3 separate regions of the Homo sapiens genome follow, and regions 1 and 3 are each linked to region 2. A link is a contact called in ENCODE Hi-C or POLR2A ChIA-PET data. All regions are on one chromosome and are shown on one strand. The core of a region is the stretch at or near the end of the contact, and the rest is flanking DNA. Distances in the headings are between cores, read along the strand shown. Region 1 overlaps PTBP3 (polypyrimidine tract binding protein 3). Region 2 overlaps SUSD1 (sushi domain containing 1). Region 3 overlaps PTBP3 (polypyrimidine tract binding protein 3).

What was found. Hi-C counts contacts between places; a loop is a spot of excess contacts on that map. ChIA-PET counts read pairs that join two places held with the same protein, here RNA polymerase II (POLR2A). Pooled maps may share reads with other maps.
Region 1: a loop to region 2 is called in a pooled map, with 7 times the contacts of the local background. The contact joins two enhancer-like sites. A Hi-C loop is called at or near these places in 4 of 168 maps with a recorded cell type or tissue (CD4-positive, alpha-beta memory T cell, endothelial cell of hepatic sinusoid, heart left ventricle and 1 more), 14 of 37 single-sample maps with no recorded cell type and 6 of 50 pooled maps. POLR2A ChIA-PET finds 5 or more read pairs at or near these places in 5 of 52 experiments (A549, H1, HepG2 and 2 more).
Region 3: a map with no recorded cell type shows a loop between it and region 2 (10-fold over the local background). The contact joins two enhancer-like sites. A Hi-C loop is called at or near these places in 3 of 37 single-sample maps with no recorded cell type and 3 of 50 pooled maps. POLR2A ChIA-PET finds 5 or more read pairs at or near these places in 2 of 52 experiments (Caco-2 and OCI-LY7).

Annotation. Positions count from the first base shown.
Region 1 is chr9:112,217,531-112,220,807 of GRCh38, reverse strand. PTBP3 (polypyrimidine tract binding protein 3) reads left to right here. Exons shown (of 14, transcript NM_001163788.4): 14 at 1-2,373. Among named protein-coding and RNA genes, the nearest start is that of SUSD1, 44 kb to the right of the region's middle. RefSeq lists an enhancer at 1,605-1,654. Within about 2 kb of position 1,832, at least 2 of the 41 ENCODE cell types and tissues checked have a DNase peak (open chromatin) inside an H3K27ac peak, as active enhancers do.
Region 2 is chr9:112,139,253-112,142,658 of GRCh38, reverse strand. It overlaps SUSD1 (sushi domain containing 1), which reads left to right. Exons shown (of 17, transcript NM_022486.5): 5 at 160-339. Among named protein-coding and RNA genes, the nearest start is that of SUSD1, 34 kb to the left of the region's middle. Within about 2 kb of position 2,003, at least 2 of the 41 ENCODE cell types and tissues checked have a DNase peak (open chromatin) inside an H3K27ac peak, as active enhancers do.
Region 3 is chr9:112,248,112-112,251,311 of GRCh38, reverse strand. PTBP3 (polypyrimidine tract binding protein 3) reads left to right here. Exons shown (of 14, transcript NM_001163788.4): 7 at 209-383. Among named protein-coding and RNA genes, the nearest start is that of SUSD1, 74 kb to the right of the region's middle. Within about 2 kb of position 1,896, at least 3 of the 41 ENCODE cell types and tissues checked have a DNase peak (open chromatin) inside an H3K27ac peak, as active enhancers do.

The DNA of each region.
Region 1 (3,277 bases), core at 583-3,082, 78 kb before region 2:
GGACTTTAAAAAATAGCAGTACACATTTAACAGTAGCGAATTACACCAAAATGATTTACTTTGAGATTTGAATAATTTGCATAGCAGTAAAATGTGTTTTGTGTAACATACAAATAGAAAAATGACCCAGTATCTTAATTGATACTTACTGGAGAGTATCAGAATTACCCAGCAGCTCTTACAGAATGCCATAAATTCTTTAAGACTAAATATTGAAATCAATTATTTGAAGTAATGTTTCTGATTTACTGTTAAAAGTTGCTGAGCTCAGTTTTTGGAGATATCATTTATGCCTGCCTGTTCCCTTATGACAGTGAGGCCTTCTTTGGCTCCACCTAGTATGATAATCATGGGTTCTGTTTTAGTTGATGAGAAGTGGCTCCTATGAATGCCTCTGCTCAATTTCTTTTTATTTTACTTTATTTTATTTTTAGGGGTCTCGCCAACTCCTGGGCTCAAGTGATTCTCCTGCTTCCACCTCCCCACAGTGCTGGGATTACAGGCATGAGCCACCACGCCTGGCTCTCTGTTCTTTTCAGTGTCTCCGTGCCATCAGTCAGCAGTGCTTACATGTTTAGCATATTGTCATGCAGTTTCTCTTCTGTTCCCACGAGATATTTTTGGACAAAAAATTGACAAAAGTACATGTGTTTTTCCCCACCTATCCCTTAGAAAACCTAATGTGTACTGCTATTTTTAAAACCAAAAAGAGACAGCGTGACGATGCGTAAAGCATTTTTCTTAGCCTTTCCTTTGTCTTGATCTGTTAATGAGAACAAAACTGCCAGACTCAAAATACTCTACTATTGTGCTGAAAGAAATACAATTTAGATTGCACAAAATTTGAAAATATAACTCAGCTGTCTTTTAAAAGAGTTGTGTTGTTATCTACAAGACTATTAGCAGTCTTTTTTCAGAGCAAATTTTAACAGCTAGTTGTGAGTGGTTTAAAATATAGAAAATTATTAAAATCTTAGTTTGAGGGGTTTTATAGTGGGAGAAAAAACAGGACCAAAGTTTATGTGCCTTCTTCAGTAGTCTTAATTGACCTTTTCTTCCTATTTGAGACTAAAGTAGTATCAGTATTCTGGTTTTCAGGAAATATGTACTATATAGTTTTAAAAGAATGTTGTCCCACCAACTATTCATCCAAGCAAAGAATTGTAACTATAAATAAAGTCTCAGTTACACTTTTGCCTTTATCACATAATATTCATTGTAGAGCATTGTGCAGGTCCAAGAATAGAGCTGCTCAAAATCTTTGTGGTAGTTTCCTTAGTTTTTGTAACCTGAGGCATATGTTCCAGAGAACAGGGATATTTGTCTGGTCCAGTGACCTTGGTGATCATAGTCATAATTGAAAGATGCCTATGGCATGCTTAAATCAGCATTGTCAACTGATTTGTTGTTGTATTATTTTCACTTCTTGGATCTATGTAGTAGTTGTAATAACAAATATTTAAATAGCTATTTTTTTGATGCCATTAAAAAAATCATACTCTGGCCTTTTTTCCCCCTTACTGTTGTTTCCCAGATCTTTTAAAAATTCATCCCATATCCAGAAAGTACCAGTTATAAAGATTGCTGACCAAGCAAAGTTTTGCATCAAAGTGTCACCTCATTGCTCTGACCAAAGACTGACTGTTGTGGTTTTAACTCCTCTCTGTAAAGCATTTTGCATTTTCCCCAAGCTCCTTTCTGAAAGAAGAACCAGTGCAGAGCGGCCTTTACTTTCAATTTCTACTGCTGAATAGACTACTTAGAGAAAATGTGAGTTTCAGTGTGAACAGAATGGATTAGGATGACGAGTTTGATGGGCATTTTCAGTACTGTATCTAAGAAAAAAAAAATAGCACAGCTAGGAGCCTCTGACATTGTCTGGTGTTTTACGTGGTCTGTTCATCAAAATTCCCCTTTTCAGTTTTTAAGAATGTTCGTCTAACAGAAGAAAATGCTGTAAATATTTGTAACAACATTTTTTTTAACAAGGCCAAAAAAGAAAAAAAGGTTTTTGGGAACAAATGAACTTATAAAGTGGTTTTATATAAAACATCAATTGTCTTGTATATTTTGGATAAGCAGCAGTACCAGCTTTCATTTGTAACAGTCTGTGGCATTGGAAAAAAAGGAGTCTGTGATTGTTGAAGTGAATTATGTTATAAATGCAAAGAGAAGATAAAATATTAAAAAACATATTTTCTAAATGCGTAGTGCATGGTTAATTCAAGCTTCTGTACACTACAGTATATTCCATTTTCGTTCAGTTTGTATATTTGCTGACTATTACTTGATATCTCTAATCTCTTTTCCTAACAAATATAGCATTGTAGCATGCCTTTTAATAAATGTCATGACATCTGTACTCTCTTAAAATTTTTCTGTGTTCTTGTCTGTACTTTGGGTTTCCCTTTGTCTTACCTGTAATTCTAATGATGTCCTATTTTCTTTTCTTTTCCATAGCCATCCATCTAAACGTGTCATGGTTAGTGAATAGTGAGCACATATTCAAACAATGTTCAAAATGGGAAAAACACAAAATCTATTAACTGTCTCTGTCTTCATTTAGGAATAATTCTCGTTTTGAGGAGCAAAGTGCTTTCCTAATCTTCCTATGATGCACCTTCTCTGGCACTGCCCCGTAATGCAGGGGCATGGCGGCATGCTTTCTTGCTTGCACACTCACTCTCCTTTTTCTTTCTCTCTTTCTCCCCATATGTGCAGTGCCAAACTACAGTTGGAACACTATTTCCAGTTTTGTTCAGTATTTGGCTTCCCTACGGCATTAGTATACATACACTTTGAGACACAAGGTGTGATCTCAAACCAAATTTGTGTCCTCTTTAAAAAGGTAGCACAGATACTAGCTGATGCTACATTCCTTTTCCTTAGACAAACGTTTTACTTCTCAGATCTTTAAAGAATTGTTGGATTGCAGAAGTCTAGACTTAGCGTTCATTGTATATTTTAGTCTCCTGGAAGTGGGAATTTATTTTGAATGGAATAGAAAATTAGGTAATCACTACTAATCTTTGCTGGCTTACCTGTAAAATCTGTGGTCTCCATAAATACTGGGAAAATAAATAGGTATTTTTACATGAGGCATTTTTATCAGGAAAAGATAAAATAACTGTATGACTATATTAGGCTTTTATAAACTCGATTGACTGTGAAATGCTTATTTACTCAGCAGAGGGGTTATAACCATCATTAAGTCATGTCAGTGACCCAAGAGACCACCTAGTTCAATTTCCAGTTAACAGCAAGGAAGCCCAGGTCT
Region 2 (3,406 bases), core at 754-3,253:
TGGAAATGTTCCCAGAAGTCATGTGGGAATGAACCAGTGTACTTAAAATATGGCTCGGGGGTGTGTGTGTGTGAGGAATAGGGTAGAGGTGGAGAGAGATTGTGAATTTTGAAGATTTACATTCACGAGGTAATGAATTTGACATTAATTTATTTTCAGAAATAGACTGTGGTACCCCTCCTGAGGTTCCAGATGGCTATATCATAGGAAATTATACGTCTAGTCTGGGCAGCCAGGTTCGTTATGCTTGCAGAGAAGGATTCTTCAGTGTTCCAGAAGATACAGTTTCAAGCTGCACAGGCCTGGGCACATGGGAGTCCCCAAAATTACATTGCCAAGGTGAGTTTTCAAAAAATACAGGTTCCCAATTCATACCACCTTGAAACTGTTTTCATATTTTTCTCTAAATTTCAGTTTCAGGGAATAAATGAGTTAAGTAAACCTTTAAAATTCCTATTTGTTTCTCATAGATTTTCAGGTGATTTTCTTGATTTTTCAGGAATAGTATCATATCATCTGCAAATCATAATTCCATTCATAAATTTTTCTTTCTTTATAATAGTTATGTTTTTCTCTTGATTGATCACTTTGTATTTTTAGAACAAAGACTTAAATGGTAGTGTTGCCTTTGAATATTATTTTTTTATTCCTGACTATTAGGGAAATGGTTTGGGTGTTTCTTCATTCCTGATGTTAGTTTTTTGATGTTAGGTGTATATATATATATATATTCCCAGAAGTCATGTGGGAATGAACATATATATATACATATATATACACACACATATATGTATATATATACATATATATATAAAAACGTCATGTGGGAATAACATATATTATATATAATATACAATATATACAATATATGTAATATATTACATGTAATGTATTATATATTATATATTACATGTAATATATATTATATATAATACATTACATGTAATATATTATATATTTTTTATATATATATATAGTTTTTGAGACAGAATCTCGCTTTGTCACCCAGTCTGCAGTGTAGTGGCACAACCTTGGCTCACTGCAACCTCTGCCTCCTGGGTTCAAGCGATTCTCATGACTCATCCACTCGAGTAGCTGGGATTACAGGCACCCACCACTACACCCGGCTAATTTTTGTGTTTTTAGTAAAGATGGGGTTTCACCGTGTTGGCCAGGCTAGTCTTGAACTCCTGACCTTAAGTTATCTGCCCGTGTTGGCCTCCCACAGTGCTGGGATTACAGGTGTGAGCCACTGCGCCTGGCTGATATTTGGCATATCTAATCATGTCTACTCATATGGCACTGTGTGCCAAGTATTATTTTAAGCACTTTATATATGATGATGGACCACATTGTAGTGGTCCCATAAGATCATAATGAGACTGAAAAATTCCTATTGCCTAGTGACATCGTAGCCATCATAATGTTGTAGTGCATCACACTCACGTGTTTGTGGCATTGCTGGTGTAAACAAACTTACTGCTCTGCCAGCAAGTACATTACTGTATGTATATTACTGTATGTACATTACTATACATAAAAGTGTACAGTAATGTCCTAGGCCTTCACATTCACTCACTATTCACTCACTGACTCACCCAGACCAACTTCCAGTCCTGCAAGCTCCATTCATGGTAAGTGCCCTATTACAGGTGTATCATTTTTTTATCTTTTATTCTGTATTTTTACTGTATCATTTCTATATTTAGATATATAAGTACTTCTTATTGTGTTATAGTTGCCTACAGTAATCAGTATAGTAACATGCTGTGTGAATTTGTAGCCTAGGAGCAATAGGTATACCATACAGCCTAAGTGAGTAGCAGGCTCTACTATCTAGGTTTGTGTAAGTACACTCTGTGACTTCACACAATGAAGGAATTGCCTAATGATGCATTTCTCAAAATGTATGCAGATTGTTAAATGATGCATGACTGTAATTTGTTTAAGGTCACACAACTAGAGACAGAGCTGAACTTGAACCCAGGAATTCTAGTTTCAGAATTATTTTCAGCCACTTTGTTTTGCTGCTTCTGCTTTTATGGTGACACTGGCTTTTGGTTAGTTTTTTAAAAATTTTGGCTTTCTGTTTCTTTTTCCTTTTCCTTTTTCCTTTCTTTTCTTTTCTTTTTTCTTTTTTTTTTTGAGACAGAGTCTTGCTCTGCCACCCAGACTCGAGTGCACTGGTGCTCCTGGGCTCAAGCCATCCTCCCACCTCAGCCTCCTGAGTAACTGGACTACAGGCACGAACTACCATGCCTGGACAATTTTTGTATTTTTTTTTTTTTTGGAGACGGAGTCTCGCTCTGTCGCCCAGGCCGGACTGCGGACTGCAGTGGCGCAATCTCGGCTCACGGCAAGCTCCGCTTCCCGGGTTCACGCCATTCTCCTGCCTCAGCCTCCCCAGTAGCTGGGACTACAGGCGCCCGCCACCGCGCCCGGCTAATTTTTTGTATTTTTGGTAGAGACGGGGTTTCACCTTGTTAGCCAGGATGGTCTCGATCTCCTGACCTCATGATCCACCCGCCTCGGCCTCCCAAAGTGCTGGGATTACAGGCGTGAGCCACCGCGCCCGGCCCCAATTTTTGTATTTTTTATAGAGATGGGGTTTCGCCATGTTGCCCAGGCTGGTCTTGAACTCCTGGGTTCAAGTGATCTGCCTGTCTCTGCCTCCCACAGTGCTGGGATTCCAGGCATGAGCCACCACACTTGACCTGGTTTTCTGTTTCTCTGTCTACAAATATTATCATTTTATGTGCCTGTTTCCATCTGAAAAGTGAAAAAAAATTTTTTTAATTACCATTTTTCTAGTTTTTGGCTATATGTCCATAATCTAAAGGAAACATCAATCTATTCCCACTGTTTAGGAATTTCTTTTTTTTTTAATTGGAAATAAGTTATTTTTATCATGTCTTTTAGGCAGGTGATTATATATTTTTTTTCTTCTTTTAAATAACGATGTGGCCAGATGCAGTGGCTCATGTCTGTAATTCCAGCACTCTGGGAGGCCCAGGCAGGCAGATAGCTTGAGCCCAGGAGTTCAAGACCAGCCTGGGAGTGGTGGTGCATGCCTATAGTCCCAGCTACTTGGGAGGCTGAGGTGGGAGGACCACTTGAGCCTGTGAGGTTGAGGCTGCAGTGAGCCATGATCACACCCTGCCCTCCAGCCTGGGTGACAGAGCAAGATCCTATCTCATAAAGAAAAAATAATAATAATAATGTGTGGGTTATATTGTTAGATTTCCTGATAATGATCAGTACTAATTGCTGGAATGAATTAATCTGGGTTTTTGGTGTTTTATTCCTTTCATTTGGATTATATTTGCTAAATTTTACTTATAAATCTTGCATTGATATTCATAAGTGAAATTGCTCTATTTTCTTTTCCTGTGCCATCTTTGTTCAG
Region 3 (3,200 bases), core at 647-3,146, 110 kb before region 2:
TACAGATGAAAGCTGAGACTTAGAGATTTTCTTTTTCTCTCTTAGGCTCATAGTTAATGACTGTGAGGTAAAAGTAAACCCAAGACTTTGGCTTTTTAGTCAGTGCTTTCTGCCTTACACCTGATTGCCACTCTTTGTCAAAGTAGAGGCTTCTTGGTTATCAGTGTTGTTGTCTTGCCAAAACCAGTCCCTTTCTTACATGCTTTAGGCTCTGGATGGCCAGAATATCTATAATGCATGCTGCACTCTGCGCATTGACTTCTCCAAGCTCACCAGCCTTAATGTGAAATATAATAATGACAAAAGCAGAGACTTCACTCGCTTAGACCTTCCTACTGGTGATGGCCAGCCATCCCTTGAACCCCCTATGGCTGCTGCTTTTGGTGAGTAGTTCTTTTTTGGGTCACAAAGCAAGTTTTCTGAAGTTACAAGTTTCATTTATTAAGCCATGTATGTTTATAAGCCTTTTTCTTCTCGAGTTCTCTCAGGATTTATAAAGGAAAGCAAGAATCCTAGAACAAAGTATACCCATTAATTAAATATTAATATTAGGAGGTTCTGTTAGTTGACAGATGAATATCTGAAATTGAGTTACAAATTTATTTTCTAACATTGATATTACTCATTCTTTAAAAGCCACAAACCATTTGCTTCAAATTAGTAGTCTTATTAACATTAACTTAAATATGCTAGTTTATAGCCATAATAATTTTGCCATATATGCTCTTGAGAAAAATACTTTTCCTTTTTTAAGTAGTGATATTTTATATCAAGCTTAAATTAATAGTATGATCTTTTATTCAAAGAAGAGGATTTATTTTGTTTTGTTTCCTAAACTTCAGAACTTCCAGCTGTATCTTAAGCTTGTGTGAAGTTGCATTTTGCATTAGTAAAAATACAGCCTTCTAAATTGTCTCTGCAAATTGTAGCTTTGAAGAGCCTCCCTCTTTTATTTAAAGTAAACCTCTTAAGGAAAAAGCAATGGATGGCCCAGTTTGAATATCTTATTAGGTTAGTATATGCTACTTTTGGTTTCACAGTTCTCAAAAGTGTGGTTTATTACTTAAAGTATTACTACCTTTTGTGATTGATTTTTCCTTTTCCAAATAACACCGTAAAATATTGCTAATTGGGACTTTAAGTAGTATTTAGTTCATCATGTTTTATAGGTGAGAAAATTAAAAGAATTAAGACAATCAAATTATAAAATTAAGACAACCAAATGATTGTCCAAACCCTTCTGAAAAATAGTTCATTATTTTAAAGTAAAAGCTTTTTTATTATTTTTAATTTAAAAAGCCAAGGGAATGATTCAATGCATCTTTCTAATATTGATAAAATGTCTGTTTTGGGTTCTTTGACCAAATTTTTGTGTTTTGTATTTGTTACCAGCCCCTAACTTACTTATCTGATTTGGCAGTGACAAAGGTCTTTTGTCATTACCATTTTAATAACAAATGATAGAAATATTTGGTGCAAAAAAAAAAATACTGGGGCAAATTAAAGTTTGCCAAAACTCAGCTATCAAATTTAAGAATTCACTTATTCTAATAATTGATTATATACTCTTGGTGCAATTAATGTTCTGTATTATGAGAGGAGGACATTTTAAAAATATGTTAAGAATTTTGATTTCTGAATATAAAATATCAGAATGTTCATATCCTTTCTCATTAATGTTATTAGTAAATCCTTAGTCACTGCAAAATAATGTCTACATCCTGAAAAAGTGATTCATCAGAGAGAGAACAATGCACTTTATATATTGTGTGAAAGTTTCTCTACTTTGCCTATCACTAGTATTTGACACAGTTTCACTATTCACTTCTTTTTTCTTTTGGCCTCTGAAACACCACTCTCCTTACTTTCTTCCTACTTCACTGGCTGTTCTTTCTCTTTTAAAGGTTTCTCTTTACAGTTTCTAGGGCTGAGTCATAAGCACTATGTCCTTACTTTTAGTGACATTTGTTATACCTATAGAAAAGCTTATAAAACACGTAAGTATATAAACACCCATGTGACTACCACCCAGGTTAAGAAATAAAATATTTATACATACTGAAGAAGCACCCCGTGTACCTTTCTTCATCACTTTTGTTCACTCTCCTTCCCCCAAGATAACCACAGTCCCAAATTTGATAATTATTCTCTTGCTTTTCTGTTTTCCTGTTGTTTTTTTACCACTCATTATATATCCCTAAATGCAACTTAAAAATTTTTTAAAGCATTCAATACTTTAAAGCATTAGAAAAATTTTAAAGCTGTATTTAGAACCTTACATAAATGGACTCATGCTGGTTTTCTTCTGTGACTTTATTTGCCCTGTATGTCTTTGGTGATTCATCCATATTCATACATGTGGCTGTTGCTCATTCATTCTCAGTACGGTCAAGTCTGTAGTATCCCATTGGAAGAATAATAGATCATGGTTTGTTTATCCATTTTATTGTTGATAAATAGTTTGGTTGTTTTAGTTTGATGCTACTATGAACATTCTTTCCTGCTGGACAAGAGTTTTCTCTAAGAAGTACATAGGAAAGGAATTGTTGGGTCATAGAGAACATATTTCTTCAGTTTCATTACATAATGCCAGTTTTCAAAGTGATTGCACCAGTTTATAACTGCATTGTGAGATTAAAATAATTTTTTTAAGCCATCTCCTACTGAAAGGAGTGAGGTTAAAAAAAATTTTATTTTAGTGTGTGGTAAATGGTATCTTAACATAGTTTTCACTTGCATTTTCCTAATTACTAATGAGGTTGGACATATTTTTATTATTTATCCTCTCATACATTTTGTTTTATTTATTTATTTATTACACGAATAAGTTCTTTAGTGGTGATTTCTGAGATTTCGGTGCACCCATCACCCAAGCAGTGTACACTGTACCCAGTGTGTAGTCTTTTACCTCTCGCCCCCATCCCTGTGCAATTCTTTTGTCTGTTTTTGTGTTTTATTTCTCCTTTTTTTCTTACTTAGTTGTAGGAATTCATTATGTATTCCAGATACTAGTCCATTGTTTGTTATATGGGTTGCAAATAGTTTCTCCCAGTTTTGGCTTGTTGATTTATTCTCTTAATGATACTTTTACGTTGTCAAGTTTGTTTCTTATTTCCTTTACATTTGTGCTTTTTTGTGTGTCTTATTTAAGAAATCCTTTGTGATATAAGGTCATAAATATATTTACTTATATTCTAAAG